Regions from separate parts of the Homo sapiens genome. Here region 2 is linked to region 1. The links are chromatin contacts, found by Hi-C or POLR2A ChIA-PET in ENCODE. All regions are on one chromosome and are shown on one strand. Each heading gives the region's core, a stretch centred on a gene start or an enhancer-like site at or near the end of the contact. The rest is flanking DNA. Distances are from core to core; before and after follow the strand shown. Region 1 overlaps DAAM2 (dishevelled associated activator of morphogenesis 2). Region 2 overlaps LOC101929555 (a long non-coding RNA gene).

Region 1 (5,779 bases), core at 2,438-4,937:
TGCCTTCCTTTCCTTTCCTTTCCTTCCTTCCCTTCCTCCATCTTCCCCTTCCCTTCCTTCTTTCCTTCCTTCCTCACATGTATACTGAATGATTTTATTCTTTATGAGGTGATGATTTTATTCTTGCTGAGGATGTAGGTATGAAGTAGAGGTGCACAGACCATAGGGGGAAATATGCTTGTATTATGGTTCATATTTATACACCAAGTATTGAAATGGTGTTTTGTCCATTTCTCTCTTCCATCCTGGAGCATCGGAGGTAGAGTCGCAAGGCCTGACCACTGTGGACCCTTGCTGTCTTTGGCCCAGGATTTAGGGACTAGGCTTAGAAGGCATAATAACTTCTCAAACCACTTTTCCACCACATTTTGTCTGTCAACACCTCTATGAGACCGAGCAGGGGATGTTGCCTTGCAAGGAAGGCAGAAGGTGCTGCTCCATGTCACTCAGGGGGCTGAGGCTGAGGCTGAGGCTGGGGCTGGGCCTGGGCCTGGGCCTGGGAAGGCCCGGGGAAGCCTTGGATATTGCTCTCAAGGCTCTATGTGCAGGTGGCTGCCAGCAGTCTGGTCTTCCAGTCACAGAGAAAGTAGGGGGTGAGTTGGTGGCAGAGCGCAGGGTGTTCCTGAGGTGGGAATCTGAAACTGTGCCGAGTATCTGTGGGGACTGCCAAAAGGGTTGCTTCTCAGACCTCATCCTGGAATGTGATTCGGGAGATGAGTTGGGGCCCAGGAATCCGCCTGGTAACTAGCAGCTAGGGGCCTTCCCTCTAAGTCCATTTGGGGAATGACCAGCTTAGAAGCCTCAGGGAATTGCTTTATCTCTGGCCCGCCCCAGAGGGACTTCTCCCTCTTGGGGCTGGGCTACCATCTTCCTTGTTTTCTTTACTTAGCCTGGGATCTCAGTCTTGAGGGTTTCCCTGGGTGCCAATGAGTGGGTCCTGGCAATGGCTGGCTGTTGTGGCCTGGCTCCCCACTGAGCTGGAGAGGTTGCCCTAGCTCACTTTCTGCCCAGCCCTGATCTGTGGATGACTGAGGACACATGCAGCCGCTCCTAGGGCTCTGGCCAGATGATTGCTTATTTAATTTAAATGTGGGTGCCCACAGCATCGGATTCTCTACTCCTAATTCCAGGAGGCATTTTTAACCCCATGCCCATGTCAGGCTGGCAGCTAAGGCTGCTGGAGCTGAAAGGAACTCTTTGAGCACTGGCTCCTGGGAGCCAATTCTCCACGAGTGGGGTTGAGGACAGAGGAGTGTGTGGCAAGCATACCAGGCTTGGTGATCGCAGGCCACCTCCTCATTTGAGAGTCTTTCTGCAGGACAGGACTCTGGCCCAGCCTACTCAGGCTCCAGGGCCCTGAGGTGAGGCTGGGATGGGGCCAGTCAGGAAAGAAGGTTATGGATTTTGTACAAACTGGGTCTGGGGCCTCCCAGCTTGGTGAGTTGAGAAGAGTTAAGACTGAAAGACCCCCTGTCCTGTCCCCCTCACCTCTCTGAGCCCACACAGTCCAATCACCTGCCTCCCCTCACTCAGTGGGCCGTCTAGTCTCTGGGACTGAAATCCCAGCAGCAGGACTGGAGAGATCCCGGAGGCCGTATTAACCTTGTTGCCTCTTCTCTCAGTTGGTTGTGGGGCAGGGGAGGTCCTGGGAGTCATGGTCTTCTCTGTGCCCCATGCGAGTTTTGAGTCAGTAGCTTCCACTCCATCGGCGTCAGGGAGAACAGAGGTGCGTGCTGTGCCTCTTCAGTTCCCCTTGCACATCAAAGGACAGATGAGGGGCAGTGAGCAAATTCAAGGGCACTTGCTTTTCTCTGCCTCAGTAAACACAACTTTCTGGAGCTTCCAGATCGAGTTCATTTGTGACTCCTCCTCTATTTAGAAAGGTGAACTCATCCCAGGATGGAGGAATGTCCTCCACCCTCTCTGCAGGTTTTCAGCAGAGGAAAAGGAAGAACAGGCAGCAAAGCCTGGGGTGGGAGAACTCAGGGGTTTGGTCTGCCCTAACTGGGGAGTGGTGGTCGCACTAGGCAGATGGGAGGAGCTGCCTGATCTCCGCTTCGTTTGGCTTCTCCGTGAGTGCATGTCTGCTAGAAGCAGCTCCTGTCTAGTGCCACTTATGGGTGCCTGTCTACAACCATGGGTCTCACTGGGATGAAGTGGACAGTGTAGATGCTGAGGGATCCCTGTGTCTGTCATGCTATTTCTGGGTCCCCAAATGTCTTGGCTAATGTTGTGCATGTTTAATTCTCTGTTGGCTGTGGCTGCTGCCTAGGAGCTGATAACTAATCCTTCTCAGCAGGTGAGTTACTCTCGGGGCTCTGACCACTCCAACTTTTAACTGCTGTCCCGGGCTGCTGCTCTGTACTGGGCCTGACAGAGAGGACTTGTCCATTCCACTTTCTACCTTATTCCCCATTCATACAGGGTGGTATGGGAGAGGGCCCCCAAAGAGAAAGAAGAAATGTAGCAGAGGGAGGTAATCAAATAGACCCCTGGCAGCAGTGGAGGTCAATGTCTCCTGGAATGAGGAGAAGGCTTCTAGGTCTACTGTCTTACCCACCAGGCCAAAGGAGAGCCTTTCCTGTAAGGACACACAGGGTAGGCACGACACAATTCACAAAGATAACCATGCAAGGCGGCCCCTGAAGTTGTGCAAGAGGGACCTCCCAGAGGAAGAACAGCACACTAGACAGCCTCCTGTCTACCTCGCCAGGGGCCCAAGAGAAGGAGTGGGGCGGGATCAATGATTTCTCCAGAATCTGCCTGCTGGGACTCAGAGGAGAGAGTTCTGCTTCAGTTTCCATACCTCTGAACTTGTGGATGCTCTCTACCCTGGGCATCTTGGGCTGTGCCTGAAGTCCCTAGGAGTCAGCAACTGTTCCCTAGGGGGGTTTGCAACCAGGTTCTCAGCATAAGCCTGAGGAGGGCCTCTGGGTTGGGCAGTGGGAATGGGAGTTGATTCTGTTGGAGTCATGGGAGGTTATGTCACATTGCCCAAAGCCACAGAGATCAGTCATACCCTGACCCACTGGCACAGCCCCTTCCCTCATTGCCCAGAGTGGATAATTTCTAAAAAAAATCTCTAAAAAAATAAAAAAAATAGGAAGGGGGGCTTCTCGGTGTCCTTCCCCAACCCATTGGAGCCTATGGAAAAGTCCCAGATACCGTCTCTTAAAGTTAGCTATTATCCACCCTCCTCTCTCTCCTGTCTTTTTCTTCCCCCTTCCCCTCACACCAGGAGCATTCCTGGATTGGTAGGAGGTGGCTCTTGCGGGGCGGGTAAGAGGAGGATTAGGGAACCCACACCTCAACTGTCCACTTGACTTGTTGGTTGCAGAAAGAGCTGGGCTCCACTGAAGACATCTACCTGGCTTCCCGCAAGGTCAAAGAGCTGTCGGTCATTGATGGCCGGAGGGCCCAAAACTGCATCATCCTTCTTTCCAAGTATGTGCAAAAGAAGGTGGTTGAGTTGGATGCCTGGGGGACAAAGGGGGTGGAGGAACGGAGTGGTGGCAGTCTCGGGCCTCTCCCTCTCTGCTGTCCCCTGGGAGGGGCAGGCATTGATCTGGAACTGTCTCTCGGGAACCTGCCTTGAGCAGCAGTTTGGGGCTCTGCAGGCAGGAAACTGCCCAGTCACGAGGCCCTTGCCCAGCCTGGTCAGCGTCTGGCAGCTGAGTTGCTCTAAGCCCACGGAGGGCCTCGCTTGGCTCAGGCCATGGAGCAGCATGATCTCAGCCCCTAAGCATTTCCCGCGGCTGCAGAACAAACAGGGCAGTATCTGCGCTAACAGCACAGCTTCTGTACGGGGGGGCCTCCTGCCTGAGCAGGGTCAGAGGGCACCACCTCCCATACTATTCTTAGTGCTGCCCCAGCCGCCTCTGAGACATCCTCCTCCCTTTCTTCTCACAAGCCCCCAGGCCTCAGTTTCCCCCACTTGATGGTGGAAAGAGTTCTGAATCCCCAGGGTTCCTAATGGGGGTGCATGTGGAGGGGATAGGGAAGGGCTATGGGGGTGTGTGGCTTCTCCCTCTCCCAGACAGCAAGACTGATTGGGACAGCTGTGTGGGAGCTGAGGCGCTGTCAGAAGACTGAGAGCGATTCTGTGTTCTGAGAATGAAGGCAGCAGGAAATTGCCCTCTTAGTGGCTTGCCGATAATCCTGTCCTCCCGTGGAGATGCTGTGCATTTTTTAAGCATGAGGAGGAGGAGAAGGATCAGGAACCCTTTGCCCTGTCCCTTTGGTCTACATTGAAGACATCTCTTTTACTCCCAAATGCCCCTATCAGCTCTGATGGATTATCAAGAGAACAGAGACCCTCACGTCTCTATTTTGACACTAAAATGCTCATTATCAAGTTTGTGGACTGAATCATACTAGTCTAATCTAAGAAGGCTTTGTAGAGGAGGTGAGGGGGGAATACTATTAAATATATTCCCAAGTCCTGTTAGGGAATGAGGGAAGGCGGAGGTGGTACCTTTTGGAGAAGAAGGTTTGAGGGCTGTCCTGGATTGAGGTGGGGTTTTGCCTTAGGTTGAAGCTTTCTAACGAGGAGATCCGGCAGGCCATCTTGAAGATGGATGAGCAGGAGGACCTTGCTAAGGACATGCTGGAGCAGGTGAGGACCCTCGTGGGAAGGAAGGGGAACTGAACCCAGCGGGCAGCCACGCCCCTTCCCAACAGCCCCCAGGAGGCTGCGATTCTTGGGTCAAGGAGAAATCAGGCTGGAAGAGTTAGGGAGAAGGTTTATAGAAGCCTCCCTGGGCCAGCCTTTCTTGGGGAAAGCTGGAAAAGGCTAAGTGTTCTCCAGGAGTCATTCTCCCATCTGACTCCAAGGCAAAGTCAGATGAGGAAAAGTGACATCTTCCCCAAATCTCTTCCCTCTCAGTTTTTTGGATCCTTTGGGAAACCTAGAAAACACACAAAGAAACATCATCAATTGGACTTCATTACAGTTAAGAACTTCTGTTCATCAAGGGCATGGTTACTGAGTGAAAAGAAGACAAACCTTAGAAGAAGATATTTGCTATACATACATATAACAAAGATCATATTCAGAACAAAGAACTCTACAAATCAATGAGAAAATGATGAAATCAACTTAAAAATGAGCAGAAGACTTGAAGGGGTGCTTCATGAAAGAGGATTTCCAAATAGACAATAAGAATATGAAAAGGTGTTCAATATGATTAGTTATCAGAGAAATACAGTCAACCACAATAAGGGGGCACCACACACCCACTAGAGTAGCTAAAATTAAAAAGACTGACAATGCCATGTGCTGACGAGGATGTGAAGCAATTGGAATTCTCATTTGGCACAATTATTTTGGAAAACTACTTGGAAGTACACTCTACAGCTAAACATATACCCGCCCTATTGCCTAGTAATCCCACTCTTAGGTATAACTCCAGGGAAATGAGTACAAATACTGACTAAAATAAATACACAAGAATAAAGTTGACCCTTAATAATGTGGGGGCTGGAGGCATTGACCCTCCATGCAGTCAAAAATCCACATATAACTTTTGACTTCCCAACAACTTAGCCGCTAATTGCCTACTGTTGACCAGAAGCCTTACTGATAAGATAAACAACCAATTAACACATATTTTTATGTTACATGTATTATATGCTGTATTTTTATAACACAGTAAGCTAAAGAAAAGAAAACGTTATTAAGAAAATTATTAGAAGGAAGTCCGGGCACAGTGGCTCATGCCTGTAATCCCAGCACTTTGGGAGGCTGAGGTGGACAAATTACTTGAGGTCAGGAGTTCAA
Region 2 (5,657 bases), core at 2,492-4,991, 1.1 Mb after region 1:
GTGTATGGATTGGGACTAGGATGGAATGGCTCAGAAGAAACGAGATGGGCATAGGTCTAGCATGAATTGTGGTAAGAACAGGAGGCAATGGGTTAGAGAGGGAGTTAATGGAATTTGCGTGAGCTGGAAATAGGGTGGATGGATAGGGGAGTAAGGCTCCACCCAGAAAAACCCACCTGGCTTCCTCAATGTTTCCTTTCCTCCATCCTTCCCAGTACCCTGATGGATAGCTTTGCACAGATAAATTTTGTTCCCAGCCCATGTCCAAACAATATCACAAAATCAGCCCTAGCCAGTTGTTTCTGTTTACAGCCCTGTCTGTGATTGATCCAGCTCTGGAAAAGCCCATTTATCATGAGGAACCAAAGCTTCATGGCCTACTGTCTATTTTGTTGCTTTATTCCCTAGCACTAAATGGGACTTCAGGACCTCCCACTTGTTCCAGTACCCAATGACATGCCTATATTTCCACACTCAGTTTGCCCTTCCCTTCAGCCCCTCTAGCTCTCAGCCTTCCTGGGACCTTAAATAAGTCACGCAGCTCCTTTCACCAACTCTTTTCTTGTTCTCGTTACTTCTGGGCTCTTCTGCCTTTCTATCTCGTCTCCTTCTCTCAGCAGCTCACTGTCCTTTCCAATTTCAGCTGAAATCAGATTCCTTCTCCCTTGCCTTTGCTTTCCCACCTCCCATGGCCTCTCTTATCATTTATTATTTAACTCAGTCACCATATTATGTATGCACAAGAGCCATTTCTGAACATGGTCGGCATGAAAAAAATAGGACCCAAAGCAGAAGCAAACACCTCTTCCCTATCAGTCTCACAGCTCCATTGTCATCCTGCTCCAGTCCTGAGCAAGGTCCAGCGAAACAGCCAGATCTGGCCAACACACCCTCAAGCCCAATTAACTTCTTAGGTTGGACACAGGGAAAATTTCCAGATGGCTTTTTACAGATATCCTTCAATTTATGTAAGAGATGCCTTCCTGGAAGTGGATGTTTGAATGAAATTCCAAATGGAATATCAGGAGGGTCAGGCACACAGGATGTGTGGTTCAGAGACCCAGGTTCTATTCTTCTTGAGATGGAGTCTCGCTCTGTTGCCCAGGCTGGAGTGCAGTGGTGCAATCTCGGCTCACTGCAACCTCCACCTCCAGGGTTCAAGCAATTCCCTGCCTCAGCCTCCCAAGTAGCTGGGATTACAGGTGCCCACCACCACAACCAGCTAAATTTTGTGGGTTTTTTTTTTTCTTAAGTAGAGACGGAGTTTCACCATCTTGGCCAGGCTGGTCTTGAACTCCTGACCTCATGATCCACCCACCTCGGCCTCCCAAAGTGGTGGGATTACAGACCTGAGCCACCGCGCCCTGGCCTCCAGCTTCTATTCTTTAATAGCCCTCATTAACTTACTTCCAGAACTTGGGCAAGACCTGTAGCTTCTCTAGATCTCAATTTCCCCATTTATAAAACAAGGGAGCCAGACTATATTTCCTCAAGTTTCTTTCAGTGTGAAAATTCAAAAACTCCTATTTTACTTAATGATCCACATGATTCCATTGGAGATCCTTCCTACAGTTAAAATTCAGCTCTCTCCTCATCAATAGGTCATTACGGAGCATGTGCTATGCTGCTGCGCCTCATTAGAAGGGAATGTAGATTAACCTGGTGAAGCCCTCCTTTTATAGATGAAGAGACCAGAGCCCAGAGAGGAGAAGCACCTAATCCTGGGGTCACACAGCCAGTGAGAGGCAGAGTCAGTCTAAAATGTACAAGTCCTGGCCTGAGACTACTCTTTTTTTCCTGTGTGGTGTTTTAAGCATGACTGCAAATATTTTTATCCTCCTTCCATCAAGAGGTAGATCTATGTCCCCTACTTTCTTTTTCTTTTTTTTTTTTTTTTTTTTTGAGACGGAGTCTCGCTCTTGTTGCCCAGGCTGGAGTGCAATGGCACAACCTCAGCTCACCGCAACCTCCACTTCCCAGGTTCAAGCGATTCTCCTGCCTCAGCCTCCCAAGTAGCTGGGATTACAGGCATGTGCCATCACACCCAGTTAACTTTGTATTTTTAGTAGAGATGAGGTTTCTCCATGTTGGTCAGGCTGGTCTCAAACTGGCAACCTCAGGTGATCCGCCCACCTCAGCCTACCAAAGTGCTTAGATTACAGCTGTGAGCCACCACAGCAGACCTTGTCCCCTACTTTTTATTTGAATGGGTCCTTGGCACCTCCCACCAATAGTACATTTGGAATGAATGCTATGTAACTTCCAAGGCAGGGTGCATAGAAGGCCATACAGCTTCAGCCTAGCTCTCAAAGGACATTTATTTTCTCTCAGAGCCTTCATGTAAGAAGTCCAATGGGTTGGGTGCTGTGGCTCACGCCTGTAATCCCAGCACTTTGGGAGGCCGAGGTGGGTGGATCACCTCGGAGGTCCGGAGTTCAAGACCAGCCTGGCCAGCATGGTGAAACCCTGTCTCTACTAAAGATACAAAAAAATTAGCAGGATATGGTGGTGCACACCTGTAATCCTACTTACTCCGGAGCTGAGGTGGAAGGATCTCTTGAATCCCGGAGGCGGAGGTTGCAGTGAACCAAGATTAAAACACTGCACTCCAGCCTTGCTCTGTCTCAAAAAAAAAAAAAAAAGTCTAACAATCCTGAGAACTCCATGCTCTCTCAGCTGAGCCCACCCGTAAGCCAGCCCAGCCCAGCTGCCAGACATATGAGTGAAAAAACTATTGGAAGTGGATCCTCCAGCCCCCAGTGGTTGAAAGCACCCCCATTCCAGTCCTCCCCTGAAAGATCCACCTCTGTGCTTTTTTCTAACTTCTGACCCACAGAATTTGGGATCACAATAAAATAGTGGTTGTTTCATGCCACAAAGCTTTGGAGCAGTTTTTTACATCGTCATAGACAACCTGAAGAACTAGTAAACTCTCATGTTGGCTAATATTCTTGGGCTCCCTTCCCCCAGGTGACCAATGCCAGGAGTGTGTGACTTGCAGCACATGTGCTGAAGGTGGAGAGAGGTAGCCTCTGCCTCCTCACACTGCACATCCCCTCACCTGCCTCCAGTGTGGTCAGTTCACATAGGCTTTCACTCCTCTGCCCAGGCAAAGTTCTCCTCTCTCCTGCCACGGTCCTTTGTTTATATCGTGAGTGCAGGCTTGTCACACGGATAGCAACCAGATTATTTATGTTTGTCTTCACTAGACTACAGGCTCTAAAGGGACACAGCTGTATTCTATGCATTTCCCTGTGCTGAGGCCTAGCACCTAGTGGGCGTGAAATAAATACGTGTGGAATGAAACTGTCAAAGACCATGTGACCAGCTGGCCCTGACCCCCTGCTAACAAGCAGCAGACCCAGAACCCCTTTCTGGTTCTCCTCCAGGCAGGGCACAGTTGTTTCCTATCTGAGCAGGCTCCATTTGCTTCACATCAGCCCAAGAACAGGGAATGGGAAATGCCTTGTGCTGCAGGAGGGAAGACAAAGTAAGCCAGAGAGCACTTGGCCATCTGGGGCTGGGAGCGGAAGAGAATGGAACCATTCTGGAGAGCCAGACATTTGTTTTGTAGTTGTTGCCTTTGTGAATGTACATGTCCTGAAACCCTGGTTAATTTTCTTGTTCAAACATTGGTTTAAAATTGCTGGCTCTAGGAGAGATACTGTCCTTCAGCAGGTTCTGTTATAAACTTTGCAACTCCAAGGTCTGATTCAGCAGCAAGCTGGAAAAGTTCCTGGTTGCTAAGAGACCAGAGAGCAAATTAGCAGCTCACAAAAGACCCAGCTAAGACCAGTAAAAAATAAGACAAACGAAAACAAGGTAGGAAATGGGCCTCCTCAAAATCAAAATAAGGTAAACAAACTGGCTAGGAAAATGTCTGATTGGAAAAGACAATTATAAGTATTCTTCATGCTGAAGTAAAATGCACTATAGGTAGCTAAACTCTATCTTTGTCTTTTTGTCACTTGAAGAAAACAGCAGGGGAGCCCCTTTCTAGTCCTGAAATTCCGGATCTATGAGTCAGAGGGAAAAACAAACTGTCCCAGTTGATAAGGAGGAAAGAAAAAAGTGAAATAGGCTGCCTCTTTTATGAGCTCTCCCTGCCAGGACGGTGAATGGGCTACCTGGGGTGGTGGCCCAGAAACATTCCTGCAAGCAAACAAAAGCCTCCCCCCAGGAAAGGTTTCTGATCACTGCTGGTCCAAGGCTCAGCCGCAACAGAGGGCTCTGACCCCCACAGGACTTGGCCAGACACTTCAAGATCCCATCTGGCAATCAAGCATGAGAATTCAGGTACTTGTAATAAGAAGGGGCAAAGAGAAAAGTACCAAATAGGTCCCAGGTATTAAATATTTATTTTGTTAAAGTGCCTCTATAGCTATGATTTTTAGTAATTTCTTTTCTGGTCAGACAATCTAGTAAAATATTATATTAAAATTATTTTTAATCAAAAACAGAAAAAAGCATGCCAATCACTTACCTCTGATGGAAATTCATTCTCCAAGACACACAGTTTTCCTAAGAACCTACTGCTTAGCTGGACAAAATAGTAGGAAAATGCTCCAAGTGGAAATTACCAGCCTCTTGAGGGAGGAGCTTGAAAATCTTAAGTGATCACAGAAAAGTCACAGTCATCTGGGTTTTGGAGACCAGAGAAGAAATGAAGAAGGGCAAAAAAAAAAAAAAAAAGAAAAAAAGAAAAAGATGGGGTGTGGGGAGGAAGATGGGGAAACATGGAGCTACAAATTGGGAGAAAATTAAGGCAGCCAGTAGGCATATGTCAGGGAGCTATGGCGTGATATGCCTAAGAACTATGTGACTGAATAGCCTCCACTTATCAATATTTGTTGGACAGCAAAAGGATTTCAGAATATGATGGATCCAACAAGCATGAAATAATCTTTAGGGGAAAAAATTACAATTCCCCACATGGCAGCTTCCTTCAGATCTTTTCTGACAATCCTGTTTGTCAGATTTCTAAATCGCATGCAACTGCTATATTTTAGGCAGAGCTGGTATCTTCCTGGAAAAAGACCGTCCCAAATATTCAGTGCCCCTCCCTGCAGGAGAAATAGACACCTCCTTTCTGATATATGCAGCTCTGGCCAAATGACTTGCTTTGGCCCATGAAATGTGAGCAGAAGTCACATGTGTCACTTTGGAGTATAAGTTTTAAGAGCTAGCACGTGGTTCTCTGGCTTTTCTCTTGCTGTCACAATGACCAGAACATGTTCCAGATAGTGCCTTATCCAACAGGCTTGGTCCCCAAGAGAAGAAAGCATGGAACAGAGCTGTGGCTGGATTGCAGTGGACACGTAGCCCAGATGAAAAATAAGTTCTGTTGTGGAGTTACCTGCAATTGCAGCAAAACCTAGCCTATGTGACTAATATACATGGCCCACGGGACTAAAAGGTGGCCAGAGTTGCCCCTCGCCCTCATTCACATTTTCTCACTAGCTGGCCACAGTCTCACCTTGAGAGGAAAGTCATTATGCTCCAGGTGGCTTTCTTAGAATTCAGATATGTTGCCTGACTGACCCAGGAAATCAGGGCTGGCAGCCCTGCTGCTGAGCGTGGTTCAGTACCCAAGAAACAGGCAAAGATGGCGCACGGAGCTGAGAGGAGACAGAACCATGAACTTCGAGTTGGAAATG

Evidence for each region. A loop is a pair of places that touch in the nucleus more often than their neighbours do. ChIA-PET counts read pairs that join two places held with the same protein, here RNA polymerase II (POLR2A).
Region 2: a map of endothelial cell of umbilical vein shows a loop between it and region 1 (2.9-fold over the local background). The contact joins two enhancer-like sites. A Hi-C loop is called at or near these places in 1 of 168 maps with a recorded cell type or tissue (endothelial cell of umbilical vein). POLR2A ChIA-PET finds 5 or more read pairs at or near these places in 1 of 52 experiments (HepG2).

The regions. Positions count from the first base shown.
Region 1 is chr6:39,884,149-39,889,927 of GRCh38, forward strand. It overlaps DAAM2 (dishevelled associated activator of morphogenesis 2), which reads left to right. Exons shown (of 25, transcript NM_001201427.2): 16 at 3,338-3,444; 17 at 4,531-4,615. DAAM2-AS1 (DAAM2 antisense RNA 1) reads right to left here. Exons shown (of 4, transcript NR_125831.1): 4 at 4,642-4,907. Among named protein-coding and RNA genes, the nearest start is that of DAAM2-AS1, 10 kb to the right of the region's middle. RefSeq lists an enhancer at 3,501-4,700. Within about 2 kb of position 3,688, at least 22 of the 41 ENCODE cell types and tissues checked have a DNase peak (open chromatin) inside an H3K27ac peak, as active enhancers do; they include endothelial cell of umbilical vein, where a contact is called at or near this core.
Region 2 is chr6:40,993,655-40,999,311 of GRCh38, forward strand. All of the region lies in intron 1 of LOC101929555 (a long non-coding RNA gene), which reads right to left. Among named protein-coding and RNA genes, the nearest start is that of UNC5CL, 43 kb to the right of the region's middle. RefSeq lists enhancers at 3,318-3,991, 3,992-4,664. Within about 2 kb of position 3,742, at least 15 of the 41 ENCODE cell types and tissues checked have a DNase peak (open chromatin) inside an H3K27ac peak, as active enhancers do; they include endothelial cell of umbilical vein, where a contact is called at or near this core.